Linked DNA regions of Homo sapiens: region 2 is linked to region 1. A link is a loop called in an ENCODE intact Hi-C map of the cell type or tissue named here. Cell type or tissue: heart left ventricle. All regions are shown on one strand.

What was found. Hi-C counts contacts between places; a loop is a spot of excess contacts. Peaks named below come from ENCODE experiments on the same cell type or tissue, not always from the same donor. Only the 100,000 strongest peaks of a DNase experiment are listed, where the experiment ranks them.
Region 2: it touches region 1 in a loop (1.9-fold over the local background); 3 of 110 quality-filtered maps call a loop at or near these places.

The regions. Positions count from the first base shown.
Region 1 is chr13:73,938,815-73,941,314 of GRCh38, reverse strand. All of the region lies in intron 3 of KLF12 (KLF transcription factor 12), which reads left to right. Among named protein-coding and RNA genes, the nearest start is that of KLF12, 190 kb to the left of the region's middle. In heart left ventricle, a CTCF peak has its summit at 985; no DNase peak of the experiment used is centred here; H3K27ac peaks cover 1,352 bases.
Region 2 is chr13:73,834,036-73,836,535 of GRCh38, reverse strand. The region is part of intron 4 of KLF12 (KLF transcription factor 12); the gene reads left to right. Among named protein-coding and RNA genes, the nearest start is that of LINC00393, 170 kb to the right of the region's middle. In heart left ventricle, a CTCF peak has its summit at 1,204 (motif pointing left); no DNase peak of the experiment used is centred here.

The DNA.
Region 1 (2,500 bases):
AAGTAGCTGGGGTTATAGACATGTGCCACCATGCCCAGCTGATTATGGACTTTTGAAAAAGATGAGACATGTTAGTTAACAGTGAACAAAAAGCGATAGAAACTTGTCTGTGTCACAACAATGAATGAGAAAGCTTGAAGAAAGCCTGAAGGTGGTACATTGGTTGGAATGTATAATCACTCTGAAAAACCTAGTTTTGGTACTCTGTCTTTAAGAAATAGATACTAATCTCAATCTTTTGGTGAAGAAAAGTTGGTATTTATCTCAGGCTGCACACAGCATTTTAAAGATATGCTACTCTACATGCCCTTGTGTTTCAGTGCACCAGAAAGGCATGTAGTTGTTCTCTGCTGCGTGTTAGAAAGAGTCCTTTAGGTCTTCTGCTGTCAGGTGGGCTCTGCATGTCTCCCCACCCCTCCAAGGAATTCAGGACCTGAGGAGCACATTTCAGAGGTTAAAGACAGACTGGGAACAGGCCTGCATCTCTTCTGTGAAAAGTTCTGGCTGCCTTGCCTCATTCTCTTAATGAGATTTATGCTGTGTGTATGTGGTCATGTGTCTTCAATCAGAGTGTAAACTCCTAGAGGACAAGGACTATTTCTTATATTTCTGGTTTGTATCTCTTATAGTTTCTGGCACATGGTGAATACATTATTTATTCAGCTTGTCTGGGCATTATAATTAGCATGGTGAAAAATATAAAACCAGTCAATAGATAATTGTCAACCTGCTCTATGTCATAGGGTTATTGTGAACATAAAAATCAAAATTGTAAATATTGGAAATACGCATTCTCATTGGTGACAGGAGTCCTCATCTCGTAGCCATGTGAACCGGATAGGTGTGGTAGCATATGGGCACCACCTCTGTGTGCCTTCTGTTTGGAGTTCTCTGACTCTTGCATTTTTAGTTAAGTGAAAGCTAGGTAGATAATTATTGCAGTCACCTGAAATGTGACTTCGGTTTTCTTGCTTGTCGGTAACACAGCACATGCTGCTGGCAGCCTCTAGGAAGGGCATGTGCTCTTGTGATACGCTTCAGGGGCACAGCAAGGAGTGCTTGAATGACTTTGTCTGTGACTTTGGTGCGTGCGTCCTGCTGTTACAAGAGCTTCCCAAATGCTGTTAGCCTTTGGATGTTCTAACATGTTACTAAGCAAAGGACTGAAACAAGAAGAGTATTAGAACTATCACACCCAGAGATAAGGTAGTATATAGAGGATACTGCCCCAGAGATATACTATGTGATTTTATTCCTGGCCCTGCAGTTCACCAGCTGGAATGACATTGGGAAGTTATTTTCTATCTCCAGGCCTCTATGCCCTCATCCATACAGTGGGGGTGCTGGAGATGAGGGCTTCTCTCCCAGGTGAAGTCTGCCATTCTATGATCCTGGTGAGGAGCAAGGGGTGAGACAGAGCCTTTCTGTTTATGCATTTATGAGTCTTACTGCAGTGAAGCTTCCTGTGTATGGAAGTGTAAATTCACAGACTTCAAAGTGAGAAAGACCTGAGTTCAGATGGTATTCAGCCTGGTACCAGCTGTGTGGGTCATGCTTAGTCTCTCTCCTTTAATCCTACTCACCTGGAAGATGGAATTAACCACCCATCTTCACAGGAGCCTGCCTGCCTTTGGTGGGTACTGAGTCAGTGTTCTTTTGAAGAAAAACAGGAGAAAAAGGCCCTATTACTTTCGTTTATGTTGCTGCAATTCTCATGAAGTATCTAGTAGAGATTTCAACATCTATGTTAATTCATAATTCTCCAAGTAGACATAGGGTAGGTAGATCTGAAATTAGAACTCTTTTTTTAATTTGAATTTTTATTTAAGGATATCTGGAAGAATGTTTCAAATTCTGATTAGAGTTTATTATGTGAAATAATGGAACACAAAAAATAATGTCAATAACAGAATAAAAACAGAATCATGGAACCAAAAAAATGAAAATAGTTTATTCTGCCTAATTTTGTGTATTTGAAATTCTTTAAATTAAAATGTTTTAAAAAGAAAAGATGAGCTCTCTAAATAAAAATATTTTTGAAAACTACATAGGTGCAGAGGACTCAGAGGGAGACCTGAAAGCAACATTTCTTAGTCACCCTCACTGTTTATTTCCTAAGTCTGAGGAATCTGCCGCGGGGAAGGAGCTGACCTGAGTGTCTACACTAACTGCAAGGGTGTTGAAGCCATTGGTTATCCTGCCTCTCTTCTCTCCTGTAGAACCAGGTACAGTTCTGATCCGTGGGCCGGCAGAGAAGAGCGGCAATAGTGCGGCAGAAACAGGGAAAGAGATTGGGTGTTTTGCTCATTTTAAGTGCTCTAAGCAGTCAGTAATTGAGTGGAAGACAGATTCCTTTCTGTTACCCTTGGGGAAGCGAGCCTGATGCCTCTTTGCCATAGCCATGTAGCTAGAAAGGGTGCAGGCATTGCCGCAGACAAGTATAGAATCACGTCAATACTCCATGCCTTAACTACCAGGAAATATCCACCTTGGCCAGACC
Region 2 (2,500 bases), 100 kb after region 1:
ACATACATATGTGAAAACATATTTAGTAAGTAAACACCTTTTCATTAGTAGGAACAAATGAAAGAAGGAAGAATATGAGATTCAAGAGGGAAACTTAGTCTTAGAATCATTACCAGCACGGTTTTAAATTGGCTTTTTAATAATTTACAACTCTGTGGCTGTGGTTTCTGTTCCCTGTTTTTTTCTTACTCCCTTAATAATTCTTTTTCTGTTCCAGACTATGTTACTATTTTCTCAGCTCTTTCACTCTGCCTGTTTTCCTTTGTTAATGGGGAAATTTGATTAACTGGGTATTCTGCTTTGTATTCTTTAGAAAACAACTAATTGATATTTGTCTTTCTATCCAATAAATAAAAAAGAGCTACCAATTTACTGGGTGATAATCACATACTCAATTCTTTCTCCAGCCACCTTTATGTAGGGGAAATGCTACTTTGATCATTGGCCAATTGTATGTGTTTTTCAAGACCAAGCAGCTTCACCTTTTTTTTTTTCTTTTAATAATTAGTTCATTTATTCAACAAATGTTTTATGGGCAATTTACAAAGCCAGGAATATCTCCCAGTCCTAGCTGTGGCACTTAAAAGAGAAATTCTTTTTAAAAGCCAGCTCTAGTTTACAGTAGACTAAAATGATTATCACACTGGGGGTCATTTCTGGTTGGATATCAGTTTAGTAGCTCACAATGAGTGATTTTAAAGAAATGAAATAGAATGGAGTAGGTTGAAAAGTATCTGAGAGTGTCACCCAAATAAATATTATTCCATGAAACTTTTGTTCATTAACTTGTTTACATATATGCAAATGTGGTACTGCGGGCAGGGGGTGTGTATATATACTAGTCATGCTGAAATACGTATTTCTTACTGTGGTTCCTGTCCAAAAAGTTTCAGAGAGACCCCACTGCATCTCTCCTTGCTTTCACTCAGCCCCTTCCCTTTTCCTTGCCCTTTCTGCACCTCCCTTTCAAAGTAACCCCCTCAGTTCTAACACCTTTTTTCTCTCACCTTCCCTCCATTTTTCTGTCTTCTTCCTTTTCTCAGTTGTTTTTCTCTGTCTCCCTCCACTCCTCACCATTCTACCTTTTTCTGAGTCTTGATTTTTCTCTTTCATATCAACCAAATCACCTTTTCCAGAAGTCATGTAATATGGAACCATGAGACCTGTAATGAAAAGGACAGTCTTTTTATTGCCATCTAGTGGCAGAATTTTAAAATGACATGAACTGAAAGACACGAGAACTCTAGGTAATCTAGTTATTTTTTCTACCATGCCCCTAATTATTTTTTCTTCCATGCCCCCGGATTTTCCCAGCTAGTTTAGTGTTGCAAGACAGTGTGGTGAATATGACCCTTTTAAGTAAAACTCAAACCTGAATTCGAGACCTAAGTTATCTACTTTGTTTTTAGACTTCGAGAGTATGAAAATTTTTTAGGACTATATTTGATTTGGGCCAAAAAAAAAAAAAAGGTTTAACTTCTACCCGCTTATCCCACTTCCCATCCTATACATTTGCATGTGACTCTATTCAGTGGAAATAAAAATGCTGCATTCTGTGTATCTGTGCTTAGTGTTTTTTAAAACTATGGATTAGGTTTGTTGGCTAAATGGAAGCGTATATATGGCAACTTGTGTGCTACTAGGAAGTTTTGCTGAGAGGTGAACCCACTGAGCAAGGATACCAGTGCCCTAGAATGTCAGAGAGAGAAAATAAAATTAAAATGGACCAGGCACAGTGGCTCACGCCTGTAATTTCAGCACTTTGGGAGGCTGTGGCGGGTGGATCACTTGAGGTCAGAAGTTCGAGACCAGCCTAGCCAACATGGCGAAACCTCGTCTCTACGAAGAATACAAAAATTAGCCGGGCATGGTGGCATACGCCTTGTAATCCCAGCTACTTGGGAGGCTGAGGCACAGGAATTGGCTGAACCTGAAAGGCAAAGGTTGCAGTGAGCCGAGATCATACCACTGCACCCTGGCGTAGGAAACAGAATGAGACTCTGTCTCATAAAAGTAAAATAAAATAAGATAAAATGAAAATAAATGCAATGGACAGTTATGTCTTGGGACAGAAAGAGTTCAGGAAAACAGAATGTAGGAAAACTTAGTAAAACTGAGAGAACTAGGAATAGCCCTTGGAGAATTCATCAGATAAACTGCCTTTTCAAATACTAGGGTCTTAGGAGTTCAGTAGGAGCATGGTAGAATTAGAAGAAGGGTAATTCTTTGCTAGGTATATGGGTTTCTCAGTTCTTTGGGGAGAGAAAGATATAGCAGGACTTGGGTAACGTATAGTAAGAATAAGCTCCTCTGCTGAGAACTGTGGTGCTTATATAATGTGGTTTATATTGTTATAAATGCTCATTTCTAAAATAAAGAGGTTGTGGTGGGGGGAGGAGGTGTTCTCCCCGAATTCTACACTACAATTTAAGCTCCATGAAAGTACCATTTAAGCCTCATTAGCTAATATTTCCCCAACATCGTGTTTGACACTAGTAAA